Linked DNA regions of Homo sapiens: region 2 is linked to region 1. A link is a loop called in an ENCODE intact Hi-C map of the cell type or tissue named here. Cell type or tissue: dorsolateral prefrontal cortex. All regions are shown on one strand. Links, peaks and the distances in the headings refer to the core of each region. The heading gives the core; the rest is flanking DNA. Region 1 overlaps CYB5R2 (cytochrome b5 reductase 2). Region 2 overlaps RBMXL2 (RBMX like 2).

The links. A loop is a pair of places that touch in the nucleus more often than their neighbours do. Peaks named below come from ENCODE experiments on the same cell type or tissue, not always from the same donor. Only the 100,000 strongest peaks of a DNase experiment are listed, where the experiment ranks them.
Region 2: it touches region 1 in a loop (5-fold over the local background); 12 of 110 quality-filtered maps call a loop at or near these places.

What each region holds. Positions count from the first base shown.
Region 1 is chr11:7,655,345-7,670,990 of GRCh38, reverse strand. It overlaps CYB5R2 (cytochrome b5 reductase 2), which reads left to right. Exons shown (of 9, transcript NM_016229.5): 4 at 1,260-1,366; 5 at 1,657-1,786; 6 at 2,430-2,513; 7 at 3,178-3,263; 8 at 4,441-4,540; 9 at 5,445-5,887. The coding sequence ends at 5,617. It also overlaps a transcript of PPFIBP2 not described here. Among named protein-coding and RNA genes, the nearest start is that of CYB5R2, 10 kb to the left of the region's middle. In dorsolateral prefrontal cortex, for the core only: CTCF peaks have their summits at 4,852 and 5,065 (motif pointing right); DNase peaks (open chromatin) are centred at 3,298 and 5,080; H3K27ac peaks cover 3,083 bases.
Region 2 is chr11:7,089,418-7,105,063 of GRCh38, reverse strand. RBMXL2 (RBMX like 2) reads right to left here. Exons shown (of 1, transcript NM_014469.5): 1 at 13,916-15,646. The coding sequence ends at 14,765. It also overlaps a transcript of NLRP14 not described here. Among named protein-coding and RNA genes, the nearest start is that of RBMXL2, 8.2 kb to the right of the region's middle. In dorsolateral prefrontal cortex, for the core only: CTCF peaks have their summits at 6,434 and 6,633 (motif pointing left); no DNase peak of the experiment used is centred there.

The DNA.
Region 1 (15,646 bases), core at 2,461-7,460:
GCACCTTAGGTCTTGGTTTCTATCCATCTCTCTGTTCCATCTTCCTTGTCTCGACTAATTTCCCGTATGTAGTCCACTCAGTTTCTGAGCGAGTAGAAACTGAGGGAGTAAACTGACTACATACATACAGGAAGTTAGTCAAGGGTTAGGGTTACAAAACTTTCTCTTGCCTCTAGCTCTTAGTATCTCTTGATTGCACTCCTGTCCCTGCCACTAATTGCCTTAGTAATTTGAGTCTCACATTTTGGATCCAACAGGTCGTAGCTGCCCAGTGTGTCATCTGACAGTGGGATGTAGTCATGATCCATAGGTCTCTGGCCACACCTGGTTTATTGAATTCTACCCAGGAAGGGCAGAGTTACATGGTTAAAAACTTCACTGCTACTCCTCACAAGGCCATAGGCCAGGAAGACATGATATTGTTGTTTCATTTGCTCCATGGGTACCCAAATCCTAGGGCCCTGTAGTATCTGTGAGCCCAGGCCTGCTCTGTGCCTAGTACCAGGATACAGATGGAGTAGTTGTAATTTATTCACAGATCTCAGTGATACATCCAGTTTAGGAAGAAAGGAGTTTGTGAAGGCCACATATTTTTCTTGAATAGACAAATATTCCTTTCTAATTTTTTTTTTTTTTTTGAGACAGGGTCTCATTCTGTCGTCCAGGCTGGAATGCAGTGGCACAGTCTCAGCTCACTGCAGCCTCGACCTCCTGGGCTCAGGTGATGCTCCCACCTCAGCCTCCCAAGTAGCTGAGACTGTGGGTGTGCACCACCACACCTGGCTAATTTTTTGTATTTTTTTGTAGAGATGGGGTTTCGCCATCTTGCCCAGGCTGGTCTCGAACTCCTGAGCTCAAGCAATCCACCCGCCTCTGGGCTGGGATTACAGGCGTGAGCTACCATGTCTGACCCCTTTCTGTAATTTTTAATACTCACTCTCCAACTTTAATGATCTTTTCCTGCTCCAAAAAGCAGTTACACTAAGATCACAGGTGGGCAGACATATCACCCCCATTTTACAGATGAAGAGACCAAAACCCAGAGAGGTGAAGTGACTTGCCTAGGGTAGCACAGGGAGGCAGGGCAGGCCTAGGATCCGGGCATCCCATATTTGGGTTCCTTCCCTGCTCTCTTCTTCCCACCCCTCTTAACATTGTGCCCCCAGTATTTGCTCCCTTCACTGAAGCTCAGTCCTTTATTCCTGGGCCTTATTTAAGCTAAATATGCTTTGACTCAGTGCTTGATGCCTTTTCTATAGGTAACTATGTCCAGCTCTTGGCAAAAATCGATAATGAATTGGTGGTCAGGGCTTACACCCCTGTCTCCAGTGATGATGACAGAGGCTTTGTGGACCTAATTATAAAGGTAAATAGTGCCCACCATATCTGGCTAGCTCGTGCTTCCAAGCCTACTGAGGGTGGTGGGGTGGAGGGGCAGTGCTTTTTCTCTGAGGGCACATATGCCCTAGGCAGGGCTTTCCAGCAGTGAAGCTACAGTTAACCTTGTGGCAGCTTCATCTTCAGGGATTGCGTACAACAATTCAGAGAGGAGAACACTTTCTCTGCAAAGCTTCCAGCAGTAAATGCATTTTCTAGTTGTACGTGGCTGTGGCATTGTGTCTGGGAATGTGAAAGCAGTGCTGCCTTGCTTTTCAGATCTACTTCAAAAATGTACACCCCCAATATCCTGAAGGTGGGAAGATGACTCAGTATTTGGAGAACATGAAAATCGGGGAGACCATCTTTTTTCGAGGGCCAAGGGGACGCTTGTTTTACCATGGGCCAGGTACTGGAGGGGTTAATACTTGGGCTCCCAGCTGGGAGGAAGATTCCTGCAATGGTTCCATTGTTCTCGTACACTCCTCAGATTTGAGTCACATGGGGTTGTCCTTAGTCTTCATTCATTCACACACAATGCATAATGATCACACTTGTTACACATTCACACACCCACTTCATGAGGTTGTCAGCTTTTGTAAGGTAGGGGAATGACTTGGTGTTTCCTCGTCATTGTATCAAAATCTCCAGCACAATGCCTGATACATAAATGGTGCCTGCTAATACTGAAAAATGGATGGAGGGAGTCCATGCTCCTTGGTTACTCACATAGCCATTGTTTACTCACTGGTTCACCTCCGTGAGTGAGAATGCTCTTTGAGTCTCTGTGTTAACTTCAGCTTGCCCCTCTTTTTCCTCAGAACAGAAGGCCCGGCGATTCCCCGACCAAGCCCAGGCTCTATTCCCACTTTGTGCACTGGAGCACCAGGGCTAGCTGAGGAGACTGCCCTGGCCTGCTTCTCCAGCTTAAAATGGTGCAGACAGTCCCTTAGCTGGACGTGCCTCCTGGGAGTCCTAAGGAATGTCAGTGATCTTTTGCAGTCTCTTTAGGCAAGAACTGCAGAGGTCATAAGCATTCTCTGTGTTTCCAGGGAATCTTGGAATCAGACCAGACCAGACGAGTGAGCCTAAAAAAACACTGGCCGATCACCTGGGAATGATTGCTGGGGGCACAGGTAAGAGGCTTCTAGGGGCTCCATCCAGAGAGTGAGCCCCGAGACCCATTCTGACTTGGGAGTCATTTGATCCTCTAAGGGACAACATGAGAGATTTCGCCTCCAGCTGTAGAAGGTGGGAACGATGAACCAGTGACAGGTCTTGAAACTGACCCTGTGTACCCTGCTTCCCCTAACCAATATGGTGGCTGCTCAGGAGCCTTGTGGGGACCTTTCAGGTCAGGCTTGGGGGCAAGCTGGGCAGGCCCACCCATGCTGTCCCAGGGGCTCCTAGATCCAGTTCAAGCCTGACTCTCCCCATCCCTTGAAAATGACTGCCTGAAGAAAGAGAGCAGTCTTTGAAGGAGACATACAATGTGCCAGGCACTGTAATAGGCATTCTTAAAACGATCACATTTACCCGTCATTGTTTGATGAATGAGGACACTGAAGAACTTAGAGTGTTCTTTCCATCTTGCCATATGAAAATGAGAAAGACTACCTGACTTACTGTTGCATTAGAAAGGAAAACCAAAATGAAGGGCTGTTTCCTGCTTTGAGTTTTGGGGACAGAAGTGAGAAAAGGATAACTTGGGCTGGGGGAAGGTATGAAGCTTGCTGCAGGTCAGGGACTGTGGGCTTCAGAGACAGGGAGAAAGCTGGCTGCTCGCTCACTGTGTTCCAGGCATCACACCCATGTTGCAGCTCATTCGCCACATCACCAAGGACCCCAGTGACAGGACCAGGATGTCCCTCATCTTTGCCAACCAGGTCAGTTCCTGCTGAGCTTGCAGTGGTAGGATGGAATGTTTGCTGAGCTGGGCTCTTGTTTTCATTTCTCCTGCATTGACTGAGCTCATGCTGCTTGGGTGCCTGCATCTGTGGGAGGGCTTAGTGGGATCAACAGGGCTGCTGGCAGCTGGAGAAGCTGAGTCCAGGCCTGCTTTTTGCATGTATTTAACTCTTTTGTGTCTCCTCAGCCAGCCCTAAGCACTAAGCATTCCTTTTTTCCTTAAGATGTACTGCTGTATTTTTGCTAAGTGTAAAATCACAGATGTCCTCAGTGGACACTTCAGAAAATACAGAATATAAATATTTACTTACTTTTTAAATCTTTTTTCTATATATGTTATATATTTGTAATTTATATATGCTTTTTTTTTTTCACTCAGCATTACCACAACAGGCATTTTCTTCTCTTTAAGATGCTTTATAAATATTTTCATCATAGTTTTTATCAAGTTGCACTATAATTTACTAACTTCCACATTCAGGCTGTTTTCAGTTCTAAATAATATGGTGATGAATAATTGTGCCTACGCTTGATTACTTTTAGATTATTTTCTAAAACAGAATCCCAGAAGTGGAATGACTGGGATGAGAATCATGAGGAGTTTTAAGATCCAGGTCTTCTGTGCAGTTATCTTTGAGGCTGTGACAGGTTATTTTTGGCTTTGGTTCCCTTTCCCCCAAATGGGGCTCCAGACTGTTTTCCTCTCCTTCACATATCCAGTGCTGTTCTATCACAGGACTTTCTGAGCCCATTACATTTCTTCCAGAAGATCCTGGGCCTGCACTGAGCTTGTTCCAGTTAGGTTTGCTGTGCTAGAGCTCAGTGTAGATGTAGGAGGCAGGGCTGGAGCTCCGAGTGAAGCCATCCTGGCCAGCGCTTGGCTAAGGTCCTTCTAGTTGGAGGCGGTCACTGCAGCTCCATGGGAACCTACATCCCATGGAGGTTCTTCATCCACATGGAGGAACTTCATCCACAAAACAAAGGGTTTGAGCTTCAGGAGCAGCAGCAGAACTCTTGTTTGCCGTGGGAGTTGGCAGCGAGCACTCCAGCTGGAGTGGTGGCAGCTTTGGCCAGGAGTATGCTGACCGGTGTAGTCAGTCCAGGGAACAAGAGGATGGCCCTGGAGGGGCTTTTTCAGTGTTGCTTCTTTTCTAGACAGAGGAGGATATCTTGGTCAGAAAAGAGCTTGAAGAAATTGCCAGGACTCACCCAGACCAGTTCAACCTGTGGTACACCCTGGACAGGCCTCCCATTGGTACGACATCCATTGCCCTCACTCACCATGGGTCAGCACCAACCCTTGACCACTTTGAGGACTGGTCTCTGTCTCTTTGTTTTGTTTTAGTTTTGTAGGACCAGATGTGGGGGTTAAGCCTGGGGCTCTGGCTCCAGATGGGAAATGTGAGAAATTGAGGGAGAAAGGATTTGGGATGGCCTGCTTTTAAGGGCAATCGAGAGCAGGTGTCTAATACATCAGCAGCACCTCACGCTGCACTGAACATCAAAAGGGACACTGCCCCTGTCCACTGTGAACACCCACCCATTCCACACAGCCATCACATACACATCTAATATGGGCACTGACCCCTTCACCACTCACCCTTCTGCTTACGGCCACCACACCCCTTACCGCCCACCTCACCTGGACATGCTGAGCCCCCAGACAGCTGCTGCAGCCCAGACAGCATCCCAGCAACCACTGTGCACAGAGCACCCCACAGGCGCGCCTCTCACACTGCTCCCGGCTGTACCTGCTTGTCATACAGGTCCCTGGTCGGCAGAGGGCGCTACCCTACTGAGCAATTCTGCGCAGTTCCACTAACACCAGGCCACACCCTGCCGGACAACTCCAGCTGGCTGTACTGATTCACACACCTCGGTATACCTCGTTGTGTTCTCCTTCCTCGTCAATGCTGACAGCTGACAGACAGCAGCAGGGCTTCAGGGTCCCTGCAGTGAGCCTGGGACCTGGGGTGATTGCTGCAGAGGGCTGTTTACTAGTTCTGAGGCTTTTTGCAGGGAGCAGTAGTACAGACTTCTAAGCCTTTGTAGAGCAGCTTGTCACCTCCTCCCTGGCTGAGGGTGGGTGTGCAGGCGGCCTGGGATCAGGAACTCCACCTGGCATCGCTCAGCTTGCTCCTGCATCTCCTTCATTTCAGGCTGGAAGTACAGCTCAGGCTTCGTTACTGCCGACATGATCAAGGAGCACCTTCCTCCTCCAGCGAAGTCCACGCTCATCCTGGTGTGTGGCCCGCCACCACTAATCCAGACGGCGGCTCACCCTAACCTGGAGAAGCTGGGTTATACCCAGGACATGATTTTCACCTACTAACACCTCCACGTGCTCAGCAATTTTGCATGTCCCTTTTCATCTGTTTCAGAGTAAGTTCAATTTCACCACGGTAAACTGGGATGTTTTCAAAAGTGCCTTGCCATGTACCTTCGCGCACACACTGGTTCTCCTCTTTTGGGTGTGGGCCTAACAAAAAGGGCTCAAGGGGCTGGAGACTGGCTGCTGGGGCCTCCTTGCTTGGAGGCTGGAAAGAGCTCCATTTCAGTATCTTTCTCCGTGGTTTTGTGAAATAAACTCAAGTACAAAGCAGACAGCCCATGAAGTGTGGCTCTGTGGGGGACGTGCTAGGCAGTCAGGAGGCCGTGGCCTGGCCTGTGAGTTGGCTTCTGCATGCCCATGGGGGTCACAACTGGCAAGTGTCGGGGCAGTTCCTAAAAAACTCCAAGTGGGGTCACATCAACTCTCAAGAATCTCTCCATGGCACTAGGGGTCATGGTAGGAGTGGTTACACACAGAAACTTCTCAACTTTCAAAGTCAGGTTCCAGAAACTGCCTTAAATCCTTTGTATCATGAAACCCAAACGAGGGTCTGTCGGGGTGGGGGGGAGGGACAGCCAACCTCACCCATCCCCCTGTTCACTGTCTCCTTGGGGATCCTTCACTGCTTTCAAGGGAGACCCCACTCTGGCCACCCCCATCTCTCCAGGACACACTCCAGGGCCTGGCTCCCAAGGCCCTTCTTGGTTTGCTCCTGCCGACTTTATCAGATTTTTCTTTCCCTGGGCCCCCAACTCCGACCCCATTCTCTCACCTACTGGTTCTCAACTGAGGGTGATTTTGCTGCTCAGGGAACAGATAACAAAGTCCAAAGACATGTTGGTTGTCAGCTACAGAAGGGGTGCATCTACCCTCTATTAGCATTTAGAGGGTAGAGACCAAGGATGCTGCTAAACATCTTAAAACCCACAGGAGAGCCTCCATCACAGAGTATTTCCATCACAGAGTATTACGCAGCCCAAAGTGACAGCAGCACAGAGGCCAGGAAACCCTGCTCTAGCCTACCAACTTTTGGCAATCCCTAGGTTGTACTGGGCTGTTTCAAGTCTGTCTACCTGGAATGCCCTTCCTCTCCGGCATACCTGGGAAAATATGATTCATGTTTCCAAATTCAAGTGTCATCTCTTCCATGGAACCTATTCAGACTCCTTCCCCAAACCCCCATTAAGAATGACAACATGCAAGGGAGGAGCCAAGACGGCCGAATAGGAACAGCTCCGGTCTACAGCTCCCAGCGTGAGCGACGCAGAAGACGGTGATTTCTGCATTTCCATCTGAGGTACCGGGTTCATCTCACTAGGGAGTGCCAGACAGTGGGTGTAGGTCAGTGGGTGCGCGCACCGTGTGCGAGCCGAAGCAGGGCAAGGCATTGCCTCACTTGGGAAGCACAAGGGGTCAGGGAGTTCCCTTTCCGAGTCAAAGAAAGGGGTGACGGACGCACCTGGAAAATCGGGTCACTCCCACCAGAATACTGCGCTTTTCCGACGGGCTTAAAAAACGGCGCACCATGAGATTATATCCCGCACCTGGCTGGGAGGGTCATACGCCCAGGGAGTCTCGCTGATTGCTAGCACAGCAGTCTGAGATCAAACTGCAAGGCAGCAGCGAGGCTGGGGGAGGGGCGCCCGCCATTACCCAGGCTTGCTTAGGTAAACAAAGCAGCCGGGAAGCTCGAACTGGGTGGAGCCCACCACAGCTCAAGGAGGCCTGCCTGCCTCTGTAGGCTCCACCTCTGGGGGCAGGGAACAGACAAACAAAAAGACAGAAGTAACTTCTACAGACTTAAATGTCCCTGTCTGACAGCTTTGAAGAGAGCAGTGGTTCTCCCAGCTCGCAGCTGCAGATCTGAGAACGGGCAGACTGCCTCCTCAAGTGGGTCCCTGACCACTGACCCCTGAGCAGCCTAACTGGGAGGCACCCCCCAGCAGGGGCACACCGACACCTCACACAGCAGGGTATTCCAACAGACCTGCAGCTGAGGGTCCTGTCTGTTAGAAGGAAAACTAACAAACAGAAAGGACATCCACACCAAAAACCCATCTGTACATCACCATCATCAAAGACCAAAAGTAGATAAAACCACAAAGATGGGGAAAAAACAGAACAGAAAAACTGGAAACTCTAAAAAGCAGAGCGCCTCTCCTCCTCCAAAGGAATGCAGCTCCTCACCAACAACAGAACAAAGCTGGATGGAGAATGACTTTGACGAGCTGAGAGAAGAAGGCTTCAGACGATCAAATTACTCTGAGCTACGGGAGGACATTCAAACCAAAGGCAAAGAAGTTGAAAACTTTGAAAAAAATTTAGAAGAATGTATAACTAGAATAACCAATACAGAGAAGTGCTTAAAGGAGCTGATGGAGCTGAAAACCAAGGCTTGAGAACTACGTGAAGAATGCAGAAGCCTCAGGAGCCGATGCGATCAACTGGAAGAAAGGGTATCAGTGATGGAAGATGAAATAAAAGAAATGAAGCGAGAAGGGAAGTTTAGAGAAAAAAGAATAAAAAGAAATGAACAAAGCCTCCAAGAAATATGGGACTATGTGAAAAGACCAAATCTATGTCTGATTGGTGGACCTGAATGTGATGGGGAGAATGGAACCAAGTTGGAGAACACTCTGCAGGATATTATCCAGGAGAACTTCCCCAATCTAGCAAGGCAGGCCAACGTTCAGATTCAGGAAATACAGAGAACGCCAGAAAGATACTCCTCGAGAAGAGCAACTCCAAGACACATAATTGTCAGATTCACCAAAGTTGAAACGAAGGAAAAAATGTTAAGGGCAGCCAGAGAGAAAGGTCGGGTTACCCTCAAAGGGAAGCCCATCAGACTAACAGCGGATCTCTCAGCAGAAACCCTACAAGCCAGAAGAGAGTGGGGGCCAATATTCAACATTCTTAAAGAAAAGAATTTTCAACCCAGAATTTCACATCCAGCCAAACTAAGCTTCATAAGTGAAGGAGAAATAAAACACTTTACAGACAAGCAAATGCTGAGAGATTTTGTCACCACTAGGCCTGCCCTAAAAGAGCTCCTGAAGGAAGTGCTAAACATGGAAAGGAACAACCGGTACCAGTCGCTGCAAAATCATGCCACAATGTAAAGACCATCAAGACTAGGAAGAAACTGCATCAACTAACGAGCAAAATAACCAGCTAACATCATAATGACAGGATCAAATTCACACATAACAATATTAACTTTAAATGTAAATGGACTAAATGCTCCAATTAAAAGACACAGACTGGCAAACTGGATAAAGAGTCAAGACCCATCAGTGTGCTGTATTCAGGAAACCCATCTCACGTGCAGAGACACACATAGGCTCAAAATAAAAGGATGGAGGAAGATCTACCAAGCAAATGGAAAACAAAAAAAGGCAGGGGTTGCAACCCTAGTCTCTGATAAAACAGACTTTAAACCAACAAAGATCAAAAGAGACAAAGAAGGCCATTACATAATGGTAAAGGGATCAATTCAACAAGAGGAGCTAACTATCCTAAATATATATGCACCCAATACAGGAGCACCCAGATTCATAAAGCAAGTCCTGAGTGACCTACAAAGAGACTTAGACTCCCACGCATTAATAATGGGAGACTTTAACACCCCACTGTCAACATTAGACAGATAAACGAGACAAAGTCAACAAAGGATACGCAGGAATTGAACTCAGCTCTGCACCAAGTGGACCTAATAGACATCTACAGAACTCTCCACCCCAAATCAAGAGAATATACATATTTTTCAGCACCACACCACACCTATTCCAAAATTGACCACATAGTTGGAAGTAAAGCTCTCCTCAGCAAATGTAAAAGAACAGAAATTATAACAAACTATCTCTCAGACCACAGTGCAATCAAACTAGAACTCAGGATTAAGAATCTCACTCAAAACCACCCGACTGCATGGAAACTGAACAACCTGCTCCTGAATGACTACTTGGAACATAACGAAATGAAGGCAGAAATAAAGATGTTCTTTGAAACCAACGAGAACAGAGACACAACATACCAGAATCTCTGGGACACATTCAAAGCAGTGTGTAGAGGGAAATTTATAGCACTAAATGCCCACAAGAGAAAGCAGGAAAGATCCAAAATTGACACCCTGACATCACAATTAAAAGAACTAGAAAAGCAAGAGCAAACATATTCAAAAGCTAGCAGAAGGCAAGAAATAACTAAAATCAGAGCAGAACTGAAGGAAATAGAGACACAAAAAACCCTTCAAAAAATTAATGAATCCAGGAGCTGGTTTTTTGAAAGGATTAACAAAATTGATAGACTGCTAGCAAAACTAATAAAGAAAAAAAGAGAGAAGAATCAAATAGACACAATAAAAAATGATACAGGGGATATCACCACCGATCCCACAGAAATACAAACTACCATCAGAGCATACTACAAACACCTCTACGCAAATAAACTAGAAAATCTAGAAGAAATGGATAAATTCCTCGACACATACACTCTCCCAACACTAAACCAGGAAGAAGTTGAATCTCTGAATGCACCAATAACAGGATCTGAAATTGTGGCAATAATCAATAGCTTACCAACCAAAAAGAGTCCAGGACCAGATGGATTCACAGCCGAATTCTACCAGAGGTACAAGGAGGAACTGGTACCATTCCTTCTGAAACTATTCCAATCAATAGAAAAAGAGGGAATCCTCCCTAACTCATTTTATGAGGCCAGCATCATTCTGATACCAAAACCTGGCAGAGACACAACAAAAAAAGAGAATTTTAGACCAATATCCTTGATGAACATTGATGCAAAAATCCTCAATAAAATACTGGCAAAACGAATCCAGCAGCACATCAAAAAGCTTATTCACCATGATCAAGTGGGCTTCATCCCTGGGATGCAAGGCTGGTTTAATAGACGCAAATCAATAAATGTAATCCAGCATATAAACAGAGCCAAGGACAAAAACCACGATTATCTCAATAGATGCAGAAAAAGCCTTTGACAAAATTCAACAACCCTTCATGCTAAAAACTCTCAATAAATTAGGTATTGATGGGACGTATTTCAAAATAATAAGAGCTATCTATGACAAACCCACAGCCAATATCATACTGAATGGGCAAAAACTGGAAGCATTCCCTTTGAAAACGGGCACAAGACAGGGATGCCCTCTCTCACCACTCCTATTCAACACAGTGTTGGAAGTTCTGGCCAGGGCAATTAGGCAGGAGAAGGAAATAAAAGGTATTCAATTAGGAAAAGAGGAAGTCAAATTGTCCCTGTTTGCAGATGACATGATTGTATATCTAGAAAACCCCATTGTCTCAGCCCAAAATCTCCTTCAGCTGATAAGCAACTTCAGCAAAGTCTCAGGATACAAAATCAATGTACAAAAATCACAAGCATTCTTATATACCAACAACAGACAAACAGAGAGCCAAATCATGAGTGAATTCCCATTCACAATTGCTTCAAAGAGAATAAAATACCTAGGAATCCAACTTACAAGGGATGTGAAGGACCTCTTCAAGGAGAACTACAAACCACTGCTCAAGGAAATAAAAGAGGATACAAACAAATGGAAGAACATTCCATGCTCATGGGTAGGAAGAATCAATATCGTCAAAATGGCCATACTGCCCAAGGTAATTTACAGATTCAATGCCATCCCCATCAAGCTACCAATGCCTTTCTTCACAGAATTGGAAAAAACTACTTTAAAGTTCATATGGAACCAAAAAAGAGCCCACATTGCCAAGTCAATCCTAAGCCAAAAGAACAAAGCTGGAGGCATCACACTACCTGACTTCAAACTATACTACAAGGCTACAGTAACCAAAACAGCATGGTACTGGTACCAAAACAGAGATATAGATCAATGGAACAGAACAACAGAGCCCTCAGAAATAACGCCACATATCTACAACTATCTGATCTTTGACAAACCTGAGAAAAACAAGCAATGGGGAAAGGATTCCCTATTTAATAAATGGTGCTGGGAAAACTGGCTAGCCATATGTAGAAAGCTGAAACTGGATCCCTTCCTTACACCTTATACAAAAATCAATTCAAGATGGATTAAAGACTTAAAGGTTAGACCTAAAACCATAAAAACCCTAGAAGAAAACCTAGGCATTACCATTCAGGACATAGGCATGGGCAAGGACTTCATGTCTAAAACACCAAAAGCAATGGCAACAAAAGACAAAATTGACAAATGGGATCTAATTAAACTAAAGAGCTTCTGCACAGCAAAAGGAAACTACCATCAGAGTGAACAGGCAACCTACAAAATGGGAGAAAATTTTCGCAACCTACTCATCTGACAAAGGGCTAATATCCAGAATCTACAATGAACTCCAACAAATTTACAAGAAAAAAACAACCCCATCAAAAAGTGGGCAAAGGACATGAACAGACACTTCTCAAAAGAAGACATTTATGCAGCCAAAAAACACATGAAAAAATGCTCATCATCACTGGCCATCAGAGAAATGCAAATCAAAACCACAATGAGATACCATCTCACACCAGTTAGAATGGCAATCATTAAAAAGTCAGGAAACAACAGGTGCTGGAGAGGATGTGGAGAAATAGGAACACTTTTACACTGTTGGTGGGACTGTAAACTAGTTCAACCATTGTGGAAGTCAGTGTGGCGATTCCTCAGGGATCTAGAACTGGAAATACCATTTGACCCAGCCATCCCATTACTGGGTATATACCCAAAGGACTATAAATCATGCTGCTATAAAGACACATGCACACGTATGTTTATTGCAGCATTATTCACAATAGCAAAGACTTGGAACCAACCCAAATGTCCATCAATGATAGACTGGATTAAGAAAATGTGGCACATATACACCATGGAATACTATGCAGCCATAAAAAATGATGAGTTCATGTCCTTTGTAGGGACATGGATGAAATTGGAAATCATCATTCTCAGTAAACTATCGCAAGAACAAAAAACCAAACACCGCATATTCTCACTCATAGGTGGGAATTGAACAATGAGATCACATGGACACAGGAAGGGGAATATCACACTCTGGGGACTGTTGTGGGGTGGGGGGAGGGGGGAGGGATAGCACCTGGAGATATACCTAATGCTAGATGACGAGTTAGTGGGTGCAGTGCACCAGCATGGCACATGTATACATATGTAACTAACCTGCACAATGTGCACATGTACCCTAAAACTTAAAGTATAATAAAAAAAAAATGACAACATGCTCTTTTAGGCTGCAGAAACTAATATTGGAGCATCTGTAACCTTTGGCAGAGTCTTGTTTGAAACTGGTCTGTACTCCACTACACTGTAAGCACCTTTAGGCAGGGACCTTGGCATTCATGCCTGTATCTCTAGCCCTGGCATGGAAGGTTCTTAACACACACATGCGAAGGAGTGGGTGGATGAGGAACTTAGGAGCACAGATCTCCTTGGCAACTGGAGGACTGTCTACAGGAGCCAGTGCAGAGCAGGTGCTCCAAGTTTGTGGTGAGGACGGGTATGGTAAGACGACAAGAAACTTCAAGGTGAGCTGTGCTCTGGCTCAAGGGCAGACACGGCACTGTGGGAGAGCTACCTGTAACTGGATCATGCGGGAAGGCTTCCTGAGAGATGGTCTCTTTGCCGTGCCTTGAGAGACAGGATTTTCCCTCATGAAGGGGACTAGGAGAAAAATGCATTCCCTAGTGAGGGAAGGGCCTGAGCAGACGCCTGGAGGGAGGAAGGACTAAAGAGTGGAGAGGAAACAGACATGTTTGGGAAGTTGGTGAGTTGGGGTGGAAACACGGAGCTTGAGGTGCTCAAGGGCCTTCCACTTGGGGGAGCTATTTAATCAGACATTACGCCTGAGCTGCTCCAAGGGCAAGGCCTGGGAGGAGGCTGTGTGTCAGCTTGGGTGGAGGCAGAAGGCAGGGTGTGCACGTGTTGGGGACGCCTCTGCTCCAAGCTGGGAGTCGCACAGATACCCCTTGCAGATGACGGGAGATAGAGTCAGGCAGTGCTGTGGGTAAGGAGCCTCGTTGCTTTACCCGCTCATACCCTAAACACCTGCCTTGCCCAGCCACAGTCCCAAGAATGGAAAAAGCACGTTCTGTGAAGCAGCCCCGGAGGGACCTCCTGGTGACCATTTCACAAAACACAGTCTCTACAGAACATTCAAAACAGTTTTTCGGAACTTTTTTTCCAGCAGGTTTTATGAACTAACAGCTCTTCCCCTCGAGTGTGAGAGCCTCCAGGCTGTCACCAGGAATATCACGAGCCATCGAGTCTGTGTGCTGATATGTCACTGCCCTCCCACAAAGTGGTCTGCAGTCCACGTATAAAAGTACAAAAGGTATGAAGCCTGCGGTGAAGAGCGCAGCATGGTTGAAGACACACATGGACCCTGGGGCCACCCCTGGACACCTGTCCCACAGCTCTGCTTCATGCCTGTCAGCAGCCTGTCTGAGACACCCTGCCAGCCCGGACTGGGCTTGCAGAGGGGGCTGTGTGCCCGCTCCCCACAGAAGCAAAGGCTCCGGGGCCCCCACACATGCCTCCCTACGCTCTCAGCCACGAAGAAAGTCATCTCCAGTCATCAGAGTTGGGGGCAGGCAGGCGAGAGTCATTCAGCAGCTGGTCCTGGCTCAGCATTGTCTGAAAAGGACACAGCCGAAGGGTCAGTTTAATAGAGTTTTGGTCCAGGCTGCCCTGCGGCAGCTGCACCGGAACTAGAGGGCACTGGGTGAGGGCTGCATCTGACACAGGTGCACTATAAGTTTATAGTGTCCCAAGAAACCCTGAGTATTGGGTCAGAATAAACAACACTATTAAGATAAAAATAAATTGTTCATCTTAGAAATAAATTTTCTATTTTCAGGCCACCAAAGGCCTAGATCATAAGGGCAAGTGTGGGCAGATTCCTTTCATGGGTGGGCCAATAAATAAAAACGTTGAGTAAAACTGATCCTGTTTGGAGTCAGGGAGACTTTCCTGTTTTGTCCTTGAAAACAAGGAGAGTCGTGTGTCCCTGTCCTTGTCCTGTCATCCCAATGGGCCTTGCTAGACAAGCAAGCAAAGTACAGGGACAGGGGCCTCGATGGGGACAGACACTATAGCCAATAGGCTCAGTGATGGAATGTCCAAGAACTAAAAGGCCTTGGGAGTGATGGATCCTCAAAAACAAATCCTGTGCTCTGTGGCTGGCCTTTTCCTGCCAGCTCTAGTCTGCCTATAAGCCTGGCAAGGAGGATGTCATTAGCCCTGCTTTACAGATAACTAAGCCAAAGCTCAGGAGAGAATGACATCCAAGGTCACAGAGCTAGTGAAGTCAGAGCAGGGACTTCAGCCTCACTCCAAAGCTGCTTTTCGAGGCCAAACTGCTTCCCCATGATATGGTTTGTCCTTTCGGGCGTGCCAGGATGTGCTCACAAGCCTGTCAACACTCTGTGATACCCACAAAGTCAGAGGCACGATAGGAAATGCATATGTCTCTGGGCAGAGGGTGGAAGTGTCCACTAGGACAGGATGCAGCCTGGGCTCTAGGCTGATGAGACAGGTGATCTAGAGTTGCTGAGCATCTTGGTTTCCTCATCTCTAAGCCTGGGAAGAGGACCTGAGATCTAGTGTGCTTTAGCTGGCTTTGGCTAACAGCCGATGAGCCTCCCCACTGCCCTTAGGGGCTCAAGGTCCAGTAACAGGCCAACAGAGAAGGCCCCTGGGCTGCTTTCTGCCTCGTGGCTGGCTCAGGCTCAGGCTGTGACCCCAGCACTAAGCACCATTCTTCGCCGTCCCCCAGGCCTTGTGCATACCACACCACACCACACCAAACTCACTGGGCCTCCCTGGCACCAGTCTGACTGTGGGGAGAGGGTCAGAGTCCTACCGTAAGGCGGTGAATGTCTTGGGAGAGGAGCCCTATCTGCGTCACGGTACCTTCCGAAGGTGCCATCTGTAAAATGGGCAGCAGCCTGGTCAGCACACATGGATGCAGCTTGTGATTCAGAGAGATGGCATGCAAGTCCTGTCGTGCTCAAGCC
Region 2 (15,646 bases), core at 3,883-8,882, 570 kb after region 1:
TCTCATAGAGCTGGGAATCCAAAGAGCTGTGCTCTCAGGGTAAGAGCAAGACAGACATAAACTGCCTCACCTACTCACACAGCCTGGGGATTGCTTTGACACTGAGCTGAACATCCACTAAATGGATTGGTAAGTGAATATGTGATGATATCGAGGGTTGGAAAGGGGGTGAAACAATAGATATTTACAGCTAGGTGAATGATATATTGAAATTATCACATTTGGAAAGCAGTTTGGCATTGCTTAGCAATCACTCTAGGTACAGAAATACAAGGATGTTGAGAGTGGCATTGTTTATAACTGTCCCAAACTAGAAGTGATGCTGACATGTACAACCATAAAATGGAAGAATAAATTGTGTTATAGTCATGCAATGGAATACCAGATAGCAACAAAAATTAACAAATTATAACCTCATTCAAAAAAATAAATATCCCAAATAAAGTACTAATGTAAAGAAAAGGCAAAAAAGCATATATAATTCCTTTCACATAAAATTATAAAATTCAGCAAAACTATATCATATTACTTAAGAATATAACTAGGTTATTAAAATATAAAGAAAAACAAGAACATGATTTTACAAAAGTCAGGAAAGTGGTTACTTCCAGGAGGGAGAGGAGTTACATTTGGGGAGAGGCAATGAAGGACTCCTTGTGTGCTATCTTGATCTAGTTAGTGATTACACATGTGTTCACTTTACAGCTTTACTGTAAAGTGTATAAATAATTTTATGCTCTTTTATGCAGGTATGATACATTTTTCAATAAACATTAAATAGAAAACTATGACAAAATAAATACTACTACTAGGATGAAGACGACAGTGGAGAAGGAGCAAGAAAAGGAGGAAAGATGAGGACACACACCTCTCTAACTTGAATTGTCATAATAATTGTGGAATCCTAGCTTTAGAACACCAAGAGAATGCTCTCTGTGTTGGCTGCTCTTAGTTCTACAGTTTTAATTTTCCTTATAGGCTTCTAGATTTCTAAAATGGCAATGTAAACTTTGAGGAAATCTAAAATGTCTCCTTCTGTCAGTGTTTCAAATATTTGAAAGGAACCAACACAGTCTCTGAAAAAGCCACCTTGATTTCCTACTGATATAACAGAGACACTCCTCCGTAGACATAATGAAAAATAAAAAAGATAATTGGACTGTAAAAATGCTCAGCACTGAAAAAGAGGGATCAAGCTGACAAATCCCAGCAATGTTTCACCCTCTGCCACCCCAAGTAAACTGACTTGTTTCCTAGAAAGAAAAAATCATCGAAAAATCTATAATTCACACATTCAAAAAGATTGGGGGGGGACATTACGATTTATGAAACTAAAATAGAAAATTATGAAAAAAGCACAATATGAGATCAGGAAATATTTTTTCAAGACTTGAAAAGCATAGTTGCTGAATTATTTTAATGGAGTCAGCAAACAGAAGATTTGTCAGGAGAAAAAATTGAGATAATGAACTAGATATAGATACATTTTAATGAAAAACTAAACCTCAAGAGAAATAACTCAGTATCACCCAATATAGACTTAACTGAGGAGAGAAAATGTTAGCAACATGGAGGACAAATCAAGAACATGGAATATGCATGTAAAGACCATCCCCAAAAGAGAAACCAACAGAAGAAAAGCAAAATCAATGAAATAAAAGACAAACATGCCTGAAACTAAAAGACTGCTTGAATTTGGGGGATGAAATGTCTAACTTCAACTAAAAGCAAATATAATTTTTTAAGAGGGCATAGCTTCATAAAAGTTGTGAATGTTAAGGATTAAAAAAATAAATTCTCACTAGAAAGAAAAGGTGAAAGGAAAAATAGTGTCCTGCTGGCCTCAGATTTCTGCACCATAACAAAAAATGCCAGTTTAGCATTGGCTAAAGAATCTTAAAAACGACAGACATACAGTAGGAACGTTTTCTATTTGATCAAGCACACATTCATTAGAAAATCTGCTGAAAGATATTACCAACCATATAAGAACTCAGAAAATCTACCAACCACATTTCCATTCTTAAAAGTTATTACTGGTTCTATTTCAGCCAACCACAAAATCAATTGTTAACATTTTAACTTAATAAAAGGGAAGATGGTATTAAAAAAAAATTGGTAGTAAGTATTGAAAACAAAATTTAATCTATGTAATTTTAAAATATCCAAATGGAATTGAATGTAATTTGTCACTATTTTTGGCAGAGCATCTATAACATAAATTGTAAAAGTTTAAAATCCCAATGATTTCATTCAAAACTGCCAAAGGGAGATGGGAAGAAACTAGGAAACTGATACATTATAGTTTTCTTTTTAAAAATTGGGGTGGGGGGCAAAAATACTTTCATTCTTGACATTGAAAGCATAGGTCCTTCCTCATTTTAAAAAGTTAAATGTAAATAATCATGTTGTCAGCAAATAATTATATTTTAATATTATTTATTCCTTTACTTCCCTTTGTAACTTGCTTTTTTTCATTTTCTGACATTCTAGATCAATCATAAATTTCTCATTTCTTACTTCAGATTCCTTCTTACTATTAAAATTTCTGTCAGCTGATACCTTGAGATTGATACATTTTGCCATGTTCTACATTTGGTTTACCAAGAGTTTGTATCAAAAGCGGATATTGAATTTTTATTAATATTTCATGGGCGTCTATGGAGATGCTCATGTGACTTTTTTTTGGTCTACCGATATAAATTATTAATAAGTTTTACAAAACCACATTCCTATTTGTTCATGATATTCTTCAATACTTTGTGTGATCCAACTCTTACTATTATTTAGAATATTTTCTTACCTATATTCATGGGTAAAAAGTGTTTATAATTTTCATGTTTTCATATCTGCCAGATTTTGATAGCAAGTTTACACTGGCTTGTAAAATGAACTTAAATATTGTCTATCTTTTAAAATATACTTCAGTGATTTATATAACAGGGAAATTATTTTATTTTACTTATTTGCAATCTAACCAAAGTAAGCATGCTTTCAGAGAATTCTTTCACAGATTTAAAATTGCTTACATGGTTATTACCCTATTTATATATCCTACTTATCCTTGAGTCAATTTCTATGAATTATATTTTTCCATTAAAATATCCATTTTTATGGAAATCAGGGAGGAAGAACTCAGGCAGAGCTTGGCTGATAACCTTAGTTGAAGATAGAAAGACAACAGTTCAGAAGGGAAAAAAGGTGCTACCATTTGCAGGCCAGAGTAACAGAGAAAAGAGGCTGCACTAAGAAAAAACTCCAGACATCTCCAGAGAGTCCACCTAGAATATTTAGCCAAGTATTGATTCATGCAAATGTGTGAGGAAGCTATCTGAGACTGGGGAAAGAGCAACCCAAAATGATTAGGAGGAGCAGTACCTGTCCCTCACTAGGGCCAAGAATAGTGCTTGTTGCCATAGTACTGGATTAGCCCTAGATTGAGTACCGCTTCACCGCTATTTTTAATTTGATAGTTATTGTTCTGGTTAGCCAGCACTTACATCCTTAAGGAGCTGAGGACTGGTTAATTCCATCTCTCCTGGATATCTAGAAACATTTATAAAATCAAATGAGTGTTTCAGTAAAGCACACCCCTCCCGCGAGGATCCTAAATCTAGCTTTGTTCTAATCCTTCCTAAAACAAATGAAGGACAGAGGAGTTATTCCAAATATATTAGTTATATGTGGAGTGTTTACTCCACTGGAAATAATAAAAGTAAATAAAGCAGTGTTATGACTGAGGTCATAAAATCCATTTAGTGAAAACTAATATTACTAAACAATTTTAGAATATCAAACATTCAAATATATTTATGACTTCCTTAAATCAGAGAAATGGTGTTTCTTCAACACTTCTACAAAGAAATTCTTCAATTCAATGTTAAGTATTTTTGCAGTTCTACTGTCAAAAATATTTAACTGGACATAAAAGAGAAAACATGTAACAGTTTATGCAGATCCTACTTCACTTCTGCCTTCTTTTCAGGTTCACTTCTAGTCTTCAATTTTGCTTCTATTCCAAAGCAGAAGCGTATTTTCTGCTTCCAGGATGAAGTGTTTTCATTTGTACTCATATGTGAGTTGGATTGCAATTTCTAGTTAGTGTTTTTCTTCCTCACAAGGCTGAGAAATAAATCCTCAAAGATAGAGATCATAATTAGTGTCTCATATTTGCATTTCTACCCTTCAGAACCATGCTCAGCCAGTAGTATATACTGGTCTATACTAAATGAGTGAACAGAAGGCTGAGGACAACGCCAAGCACACAGTGGTTCCCTGTCACGAGCCCCTTCATTCCGCCTCAACGGAACATTTTCATGGAATGAACATTTTCGTGGAAACCAGTAAGCATCTGAAAAGTGGAACTGCATTTCCAGGCTGTCTAAATACCCAGAGTGATTACTTTCCCAAGAACGTTTCCCCTAATGGAAAATATAAACATTATGGTTTGTTTTCCCAGATCTCTGATTTTGATAGGGACCAACAAAATTGTAGCCACTGTAGAAGGTTTAGAATCTCATACAAATACAGAATAAGGTCTACAAGAAAAGGCTTATAACAATTAAATTTCCAGATACAATGGAAGGCTAAAACCACATACACTGTCTATGTATTTGTGGCCACATAATAAGACAAAACACAAATGAAAATAAGAACATTATGATGATTAAGTTCATCAGCACAAATTTGAGACTAGAGATAAAATCATATTATATATAATTTTCTGGTGTTACTGATAAAGATAGCTGATGGATAAAACAGAAGACAATATCATCTTGTAACGGGGAAATCAGGACATCTTTCAGTTTACAATCTCATACCAGATAGGAGTCAATGAATTGCTGCCTGTGAGGTAGTTGAAGGATTCAGGTAAGGGCATGATTAAACCAGGGAATGGAACACTGAGAATGGTTTAACCTCAAGTTATACCCTGACAACTGCCACTAGAAAGCAGCCATTGTGAAGGAAGTATGCCCCAACATTCTGACAAAGCTGAGCTTAACTCTGGATTTGATACCAAACAACACTATAGATTTTGTTTTTAAAAGCACACATATCAGTTCCAATTCAAGATTGATTGTGAGATTTCTTAATTCAAAACAACTGTCAAGTTAAGTGATAATATGCTAACTGTAAGGAAGCTAATGGTCAAAATAATTAAAAATAGTCAGTACCCAGCAAAGAACGCCATACCAAATATCCAGGATGTCCTCATGTCCTACCCATGTATCTTTTCCATGGAGGAAGTACAAAGAGGGAGTTATAAAAAGGTATTAACATATTGGATGAAACTAGATGTTGTGTGGGCTTTATCTTTGTTAAGTAATCTATACACTAATTTTTAATGTATTTCTGCTTCTCATTACATATTTTTCTATAATATGCATGCTTATTAGAGAGTGAATACTCCTTATTTATTAATTTTTCCTAAAACTTTAGGGTGAGAACTGAGCTACTTAGATTGATATCATAAAAGAGAGATCTGAGCTTTTATGCTATGGCATAAAAGAAATAAACTGCCATATTGTAAAAGGACATGTGAGAGGAGCACATGGCAAGGAATTGTGGGAGGTCCCTAGGAACTGACAGCAGCTCCATAGCTGAAAACCAGCAAGTCCTATAACCACATCATAATGAATATATGATAAATTATTCATATATATAATAAATGAATAAACTTTGAGGCATTTAGATGTAAACAAAATTTTAATCTTTAGGTAATAAAATTTATCAATATATAACTTTTGATACCTCCTTTACTGTTGGGCTTAGAAAAATTTTCCAAAACTCAATTATATAAAAACACAAATAGATCTTCTTCTAAACTTTTTGTTGTTTCTATTTTTACATTTAAAAAGTTAATCTGGCTGAGCACAGTGGCTCACTCCTGTAATCTCCAGCACTTTGGGAGGCCGAGGCAGGCGGATCACCAGCCTGACCAACATGATAAACCCCGTCCCTGCTAAAAATACAAAAATTAGCCAGGTGTGGTGGCACATGCCTATAATCCCAGCTACTCAGGAGACTGAGGCAGGAGAATTGGTTGAACCCGGGAGGCGGAGGTTGCAGTGAGCCGAGATCACACCACTGCACTCCAGCCTGGGTGACAGAGCGAAACTCCATCTCAATTAAAAAAAAAAAATTAATCCACAATTTTGCAAGTTGAAAAGAGTTCTATGGATGGATGGTGGTGATGGCAGCATAACCATGTGAATGTACTTAATGCCACTAAACTTGTACACTTAAAAATGGCTAAGATGGTAAATTTTGTCATATGTATTTTACCACACTTAAAAAAAAAAGTTAAAATCCTACCTAAAAAAAGTTAATCCACCTAGAACTCATTTTGGTGTATAATGATCAAAATCATTAGGACTTTTTTCCAAAGTGGTTAGCCAATTAAATCAGCATCAGTTATTGAATTACTTTTCCCACCAATTTGAATGCTTATATATACTTGGATATACTTCTGGTCTTTTCAACTGTACATAACTTGCAGTACCTGATTATATGGGGATTTCCAGTTAAAAGCATAAGCAGCACCTAGCCTAAATCCACAGACCCTAGAGTTCAAGTTCCAAGGGGCAGGTTCAAGAAAGGAAACATAAAGCACCAATCCTTGAGCTTTTAGTGACATCTAGTGGACTGTTATCATATGGTAACTTCTGTTCCGTGTCAGGAAGCATGCTTTCCTCCACTCAGCTTCTTAATCAACTAGGGCAATTTTAAATACAAATAAAAATGCAAGCCTTAGTATGTTTAGATGGCTCTCTCCCTCCAACCTTTCTCTTCGGTCCATCTCTCAGGTGCCAAACTGCAGCTCAGATAATCACTCCCATCTTCAGAAGTTTCAATAGTTTCCATGTAAATTAGCAGAGATGGGATATAAAATCAACAAGATGAAGACACTCCTAAAATTAATTACAAATAGAAACAAATGAACCTAGCTGTATTTAAAGTGGATAACATACACAAATGAAAGAGGAGTTTCCCTGTTTCATGGAATATCTTGAAATTTTACCACCTCTGGAAAGCCTCCTCATCAGAATTAATTGGTTTGCTTAGCACATTGCCCATGCCTATTTGATAACATTTCTTGCTCTGTTTTGCATTTTAGGTAGTTTATGCAGAAAAATGTTACCCACACTAAACTATGAGTGCCTGAAGGATAAAGAGGGTCTGATTCATCTCAGATTCAAACAACCCTGATACCTTTAAAAGCTACTTTATCTGTGAACTTGGCTCTGAGACTTTAAAGGGGGTATCAGTAGTTACTCCCAGGGCATTAATCCAGCCAATACTTGTCTTTTTCCCAACTTCTTCATTTCATCTGTTTTTTTCTTACTAGTTTGACCTTGAACTGATCTCACATTATTTGCCTCTCCTATTTGTTGATTCACATTCTGTGTTTCTCATTTCCCCTCTCCTGGTAATCAACCTCAAGATATGCTCTCTTAAATTAGTGTCTGTTAGTAATTCACCTGCATTCCTTCACCTTTATTTATATAGCACAAACTCCCAGCGAAAACTACCTTGATGTCAAAAGAGAATAGGTATAAGAAAATCAGTCTTCATTCACTGAGGGTTACTATGTGCTACATGCTTTTTTATATATTATCTCATTTAATTTTCACAGAAATTTAGCTCTTATACATCCTTCACATCTTAGTTCAATTATCACTTAAGGATGCATTCTCTAGGTGTCCTATATATAGTGGTCCCCAAGCTTTTTGGCACCAGGGACCAATTTTGTGGAAGACAACTTTTCCAGGGACCAGGGAGTCGGGGGAGATAGTTTTATGATGATTCAAGCACATTACATTTATTGTGCACTTTATTTCTACTATTATTACATTGTAATACATAATGAATTAATTATACAACTCACCATAAGTAGAATCAGTGGAGGCCCTGGGCTTGTTTTCCTGCAACTAGATGGTCCCAACTGGAGGTGATGGGAGACAGTGACAGATCATCAACTATTAGACTCTCATAAGGAGCATGCAACCTAGGTCCCTCACATGTGCAGTTCACAATAGGGCTCATGCTCCTGTAAGAATCTAATGCTGCTGCTGATCTCAAAGGAGGTGGAACTCAGGTGGTAATGCAAGTGATGGGAGCGGCTGTAAATACAGATGAAGCTTTGCCAGCTCGTCCACCACTCAGCTCCTGCTGTGCAGCCCAGTTCCTGGCCCAGGAGTTGGGGATCCCTGTTATACTACATCAAGCTTTTAAAAACATGTCTCATAGTGCTATGTATCTCTCTTTCATAGTGCTTGTCATGGTTAAAATGTTGCTTTTTGTATGACAATTTAACCAGTCTATCTTACCTTTTGAACACTGTTCCATGTGAGGATTAACAATGTCTACTTTGGCTCACCAATATGTCTCCATTGCTTAGCTAAGAGACAAGGATTAATTTATCCAAAACTAATCCTCAGTAGATTGGCATCCTGGAAAGGATTGGCCTTCTGCAAATTTCACTGAAAGCTGCTTTTAGCCCATTTTTAATGCAGTCAATCATGGTCAGCTGCACAGCCTGGGCCACAGTTACCCCTGCAGCTATAATGTTAGTACATTCTCAATCTTGAATGCTGATGTAGCAAGTCCTGCCTCTAGTTTGCTTTGCTGCCATACAGCTTCAATTACAAGACTTTGACTCCAGCCCTTTACCACCTTAGATAAAAGTATTATTCACAAAAAACATGTTCTTCTCAGCCCCATTTATATTCTACTGTCTCTCCCTTCTCCAGCTGTTGACTGCAAGGTTCAGTGACCCATTGTCAACCTGTCTAGGGCAGACTGATGTTATTATCAAGTCCTCAACTCCTGCAAATCCACAACCACGAGCACTGAAGTGACAGGGTTATAGCTATTTCTGCCATGACATATTGCTATTATATCCTAACCCCTAATTATTCCAGGGTAGGGGCTGGAATCTCCTATATTATGCAACTCAAAAGCCCCACAGCCCAAATGTGGGAGTTCCTCTCCCAAAGCTGAAGTCCAGTCATGCTAAATCTCTGTGTATTCCCACAGAATGCATCTGGGCAACTAGCAAGTACTACTCCACTGTCTCTGTGAATCGTCCTTAATGAATATTAATCTGGCCAATAAGTATGATTGCATTCTTGTCCCTATTTTATAGATAAGGGAAAAAAACAAAGAGCAACCTGACCAAGATCATTCACTAACTGTGATCTTGGTGCTGCTTTTCTGTTTGCCTTAGTTGGCGTGATATTAGCACAGCGTTTGCCATTTGGTGGGTACTACATAAATAAAAATTAGATTCAATGAATAAATGGATAGATAGACAACCAATCTCATGAGGGGAGCATTCTTGACCCTATTTTATAGGTAAGGGGAAAAAAACACAAAGAGTAATTAAGTAACCCGACCAAGATCACAGTTGGTGAATGGTGGACACAGGATTTAAATTCAGGTCTACAAGATTACATATTACTTATTCTAAATTACTACACTCTTCAACTCAGAGATTTCTCTAGGTGCCCCAAAGCCTGAGTCAACTGTAAATAACAATAAAAACAGCTACATTTTTTAAAAATCTAGGCACTGCACTAGGCACTTTATTTCTGGGGCAAAATTGAGTCTAAGCCAATTATGCCAGAGAGCAATAATTCTAAACCCTAACAGATAAGAAGGAATCAAGCCTTTATAATAACATCAACCTGCTTTACTTCTGACTGGTTAGGAATGGGGCACTGAGCCCATGGTGGAAGTTCTGGTCCCCTCAACTGAAGAGGTGAAGAAGAAAGAGGCAGCAGAAAATTAATGGGGACTATAAAGAGTCAAATATATCTCCAAGATTTCAAGCTGGATGAGTGCAGCTTGAGTAAATACAATTAAAACTCTCAAGTGTACTTTTTCTGAAGACTTTTGAGTATAGAAGCAATTTTACTAGGAATATAAATGATAAATTCCAAAGGAAAGTCTGTGCTACTGCTTTGCAGAATGCCGTAATACTACCACTTAACGAACCCCACTGCATTCCAGGCACTGTGCTGGGTGCTGTATATGAGTCATCTTATTTAAAACTTCCATAAATATGATGAAACTGTATTATCACCACACATGAAAAAAACGGAAGGTCTAAAGTTTTAAGAAAGTTGTCCAAGCTACATGAATAACAGAATGAGAGCTTCTGCATATGATCAAAAGATTCTCTCTCTACTATAACAAGCAGCCTTCAAACCTGAGAAAGCTTTACTATTTCTTCCTACTGTTTTCTCTAAAATTTTCATAATAGGTCCTCATATTTTTTATTCCCCTTGAGCACTTTAATAAATATGATAGTGAGATGCATTCAACAAGGACATCATTGCTATGTCGTTCCTCTAATTTTCTGTGCTTGATATGTTCATTCAATGTCACTCACAAAATATTTATCAAAATCATTTTAAAATCATTCTTAGATGTGCTACACTGTAAGAGTAATTAGCTTCAGAATAAACTTCACCACAAATAGAACATGTAGGTTCTGAAAGAAATTGCCATGAGCATTGGATATCATGTGTGCACAGCAAGAGCAATACAGCCTTATTTTGCTTGGTGAGTTCTTAAACACATTCTAAAGAGGAAAACATTTATGAGAACACAGTAACTATCCCCAGAGAGAACATTTATATGGAGGAAAAGAAGGAAAGTTACATCACTTTTAAAATAAAGGCTAAAAGGGAGGGGGCATGGAAACCACATAAAGGTTGAAAAATGTTAGAGGCCCCAGTTAGGAGGAACACTAGCAGAGAAGCCTTCTCTATCTCACTTGGCCTAAGGCAAGGGGAAAAGGGAACTATTGCCCTATGGGGGAAAAAAAAAATTCTACCTCTAGCACTCTTTAAGATAGTCACAGGAGCCACAGTAGAATTCCGGTTGTGATCAGAAACAGAAGATGTTCAGCCTTCATCTTGTGGGGATTCGGTAATGCTGTCAGTTGCCACATGGACAATTTGAATACTCCTGAAACCATTTTGGAAGGAAATATGGAGGAGATGGGGTTTCAGGAGTAATCGGAGAAAAGCACATGATAGAAAATATAAAGGTTTTCACTGAGATACAAATTCCTTAAATTTTACTCAGTGGGTGAGTTCTGGAAAACATGTGATAAGCTCTCTCTCTCTCTCATCATTATGAAAGTGATTATAAAGAGTTCTCAATTGACTAGACCTCTGGCATATTTTCCTACAAAAATATTTCCAGTAAAGAAATATTGAGACTGTTGTATTATATATGTATGAGAGATCTACAACCTTTGTATGCTATAATCTCTAAAATTAACTCACTGAACTCCAGTGAGTCTTTATTTTCCTAATGTTAATACTTTGTTTTTATTAATAGTTTCAATATTCAGGAGATTACTCTTCAGAAACAGCTTGTTGATTGGAAAACGTTTTTCATCGCTATTACACTTCAAAACAGACAACAAAAGGAAAAACTGCACCTTCCTCTAAGATCTGGTTCTCAGGTATTGCCGGTTCTACCCTTGAGATTATGGTAAACAAGCTGTGGGCACAGTCCGAGATAGAAAGGTTTTAAAAACTCATTTAAATAGAATAAGGCATCACCCATATTGATGAAAGAACAAAGCCAGGAGAAAGAATCATTGCCAAGATAAGAATGTTGCAGCTGAGTTTCAGCATATTAATAACAAACATTTTTCAGTAATTACATGCTGGGTGGTATGCTAAGCTCTATTTTTTAATATTAAAATGTGTATTATAAAATATTTTGAACTTACGGAATAAGAGATGCCAATGTACAGACCACAGAAATTTAAGATGTTAAACTTGTCAGTTTTGCTTAAGAGCCATCACTTTTAAAGACATAAAACATTCAGCTAAAGTTCACTCCTCCTCCCATCTTTTTCCTTTCCTCTTAACTCTAAATATCCTGATTTTTCATGCTATCATTCAAATCCTATTTTGTTTACTATACCTATATTTATGCGATTCGCCTTTTTCACCAAATATTAATATTTTCATATTTATCATAATGATACATGTAGACCTGGCTGATTCATATTAGCTTCTACACTGAGCTTCATCATAAATCTCAGTTGATCCACTCCAGGTAGACTACTTTTGTTGTAAACATTCAAAGGGTGCTTTACTGACCAATCTTGTGCGTATCTCCTTGTGAATATGCACAAATTTCTTTAAGTCCATTCCTTGAAATGGAATTTCTGGGTCGTAAAGTATGCATCCTCCAACTTTACTAGGCATTGCTAAAATTATCTCCAAAATGATTGTATCAATTTATACATCTATCAAAAATGTAAGTCTTTGTCCATTTTTTTCTTGTTTTTTTCTTATTATTGATTTTTAAGCATTCTTTTGGAAGTCATTTCAATGTAAATATATTCTTCCAATATTATGGCTTGAAATTTCACTTTGTTAATAGTCACTTTTATCATTAAAATACCTTAATAATAATATGGAAAATTTTATCAATATTTTCCAAGTTTGTACTTTTTGTCTTAAAACGGAATTCTCAACCCCACCGTGGTGTATACATTTCTTCACTTTCTTCTAAGTGTTTAAAAATTTCCTCTTCACATTTAAATCTTCAAACCATCTGGAATGTATTTTTGTGTATGCTGTTATGGAATCTCACTTTTAACAAATAGTCTTTTTTTTTTAGAATTTCATTTTGCCACCAATGACTTTTAAAATTACCTCTGTTGCATAATGTGACAGAAGTGGACTTGTTTCTAGGATCACAGTTTTGGTCTATTGGTCTGTCTATCCTTGTTTGCTGACATCATACAATTAAATTGCTAGAGCTTTGTAATAAGTCTTGGTATCTGTAGGATGAGTCCTTCCTAACAACTGTTCATCTGAATTGATTTGGCTTTTCTTGCTCTTTATTCCACCATGCAAATTTGAAGATTAGCTATATCTCCCATTAGTGTCTCTTTTCTAAATACTTGTTTCTTAATAATTTGTTGGTGGTGAAATGAAGCTATTGATTTTTTGTGGTTGGTTTACCAAATCTTTTATTATTCCATCATTGATCAACACAAATAAATGGTGTTATTCGGGAAGAGGGGAGGGGAGCTGTGTGAAAAAAATCATGAAGTGACTTCATTTGAAGTTGTATTGTTTTTCCAAATTAATTTGATGAGGTTGAGAATAGTTGATAATGAAGTCCTCCCAACCATGAGTATATCAATCTCTTATAGTTCTTCTTTTATGTCCTTTAATAAAGATTAATTTTTTCATAAAGATCTTACATATTTTTGTTAGATTAATTCCTGGATCATTTTTTAGCTATTTCTTGCATTTGCTCTTCTGAGCCACTAGTGTGTCCTCTCCTTTAATGCACCTACTTTATTATTGTCAAAAAAAATCATGTTGTTAAAAGTTGTGTATGTGTGTTGCATTCAGATCCCTTTAAGTACTTTTTGCTGTTGTTCCCTTATCTGTTTCCTCCAGCAATTATTACACTGAACATGGGTCATCAACCTTAACCCCATCCTTCTTTCTCTGGTTGCTACAGTCCCTTGACTGTACAATTACCTTTCTCACAGATAAATTGGGGAATCCACAGGTGCTGAATGGAAAAGATGTTTAAGAGGAAACTTACGTTCCTCTTGACAGATCTTGGAGAAAGACTCTAATCTTTTTCTGTTGAAGCCCTTCTCCCCACCTTAAAACTAGGAAACAACCCATCCAACCCCTCGCCTTTTGTGGACAGGAAAACCAGCCCCTTCATGCCAGTTTGAGATCCTCAGAGGTTGAAACGCCAAGCTCTTTCAGGGATTCTCTGACCTTTGCTCCTGAGCTCTGAAGCTGCTCACTTTTGATTCCTCCACCCCTAAGGGAAGAAGCTCAATTCTCTCCACAGGACTCAGTGGCTGGCTCTAGAGCCAAAGGCAAGTAGCTTGGAGTTAGGAATGGAAGCCATTACGGTCCCCAAGTCGACCACTGATTTATTTTCTACTTGTTTCTTAATAAATTTGTTGGTAGTGAAAATGAATGCTATCAATTGAAGGATTTGGGATTTGCTTGTTTTGTAGCTTTGTGGTTGGTTGGCCAAACCTTTGATATAGTATTCCACTGTTGTTCAAAACATAGATAGTACTTTTGGGAGTGAGGGGACAGGTGATCCTGTAGATTCCCAAAGAAAAAGCAAAAAGGCAAAACATGGCCAACATTATCCATTTACTTTTCAGATTTACTGAGTGAAAATAATTTTCTTTACATAAACATTTGATCTAAATCACTTTTGTTGTTGTTGTTGCTGGTTGTTTGCTTTTTAATACTGGAAACAAAGATTCAGTTTGAAAGATACCCTGAAATCTTAAGAGTAGCATACACCAATCCCTCCCACTCTCCACCCAAAATCTAGTTGGTTTAAATGAGCAGAATGATCCGTTTTTCCATTTTAGGTGAGCAGATGTTTATCAAAGATCTTAGAACTGTTTGCCTCATTTATCAAGAAAATTTACAAGGGAAGAAGCCATTAATCGAATTTCTACTTGTAAATGTAAGAAGACTAGTACTCAGGTTCATATACTTTTAACAGGAGCTTGTTGAAAGAAACGTTAACAATTCCAAAACTAAACTAAACGAATTTTAAGTTTTTTCTCCCAAAAGCATAAAAATGGAGACGATCTTAACAGGAAATTCTTAAAAGGTAAAAACAACTCTTCCTTGTACTAGTCCTTGGGTAGTTACCATACAACAGGTTCTTCTTTTTGTTAGTTTCGTTGAAAAGGGATTTTTGGTCCCAAGTCTGTTCCTGCTTAGTATCTGCTCCGGCCTCCTCCTCTCTCCAAGCGGCCTCCTAGACGGCCTCCGCCCCTGGGCACCCTGCAGCCTGACCGGCTGTAAGAATCACGCTGGGGAGGGCAGCCCCTTTCCATGGACAGAGAGAGCCCACGATCTGGTCTGCCCACCCGGTGTCGGCCCCTCGAGTAGCGGTCGCTCCGGCCATAACTGCTGCTGTAACTGTCGCGGCCGCCGCTGTAGGCATCGGGTGAGTAGCCCCGGTACTCCTCGTAGCGGCCTCCTCCTCCGTAAGATGGCGGTGTCCCCCGTCCTGGGGCGGCGCCGCGCAGCTCTCCGTAGCTCTCAAAGGGCTCTCGATGGGAGCCTCTGCTCAGATGATCCCCGTAGTCACGGTCGCGACCTCCGTAGCCGTCTCGGTCGCTGTAGCCTCTCAAGGGACAGTCGTCCCGGACACTGGAGTGGCCGTAATCGCGGTGGGTGTACTCTCCGGGCGAGGGGGCAAAACCCCGGGGTTCGCGGTAGTCTCGGCTCGAGTAGCCGTCTCTGGACGAGTAGCCCTCATCCCGCGGGCCCAGGTAGGGGTCGCGGCGCGGGGGCAGCGGCTCCCGGCGCGGTGGGCCTGAGTAGCCGTCTCGCCCCCGCACGGCCAGGGCCCTCCCGCGCATTCCACCGCCGCTGCTGCGAGCCGGGCCCGACGGCGCGGCCCTCTTGGGGGGTGGGCCGACCCTGCGCGGCGGCGGCCCACGCTTCATGGGCATCGGGGCCCTGGAGGGCCGCAGGTCGAAATCCGCCGTGTAGCCGCCGTCATCATCGGGCCCGCCCCGGGATGGGGAACGCCGCGGGCCGCCGCCACCCCCGCGGGTTCCGCGCAGGAACCTCGGGCGACCGCGGCTGCG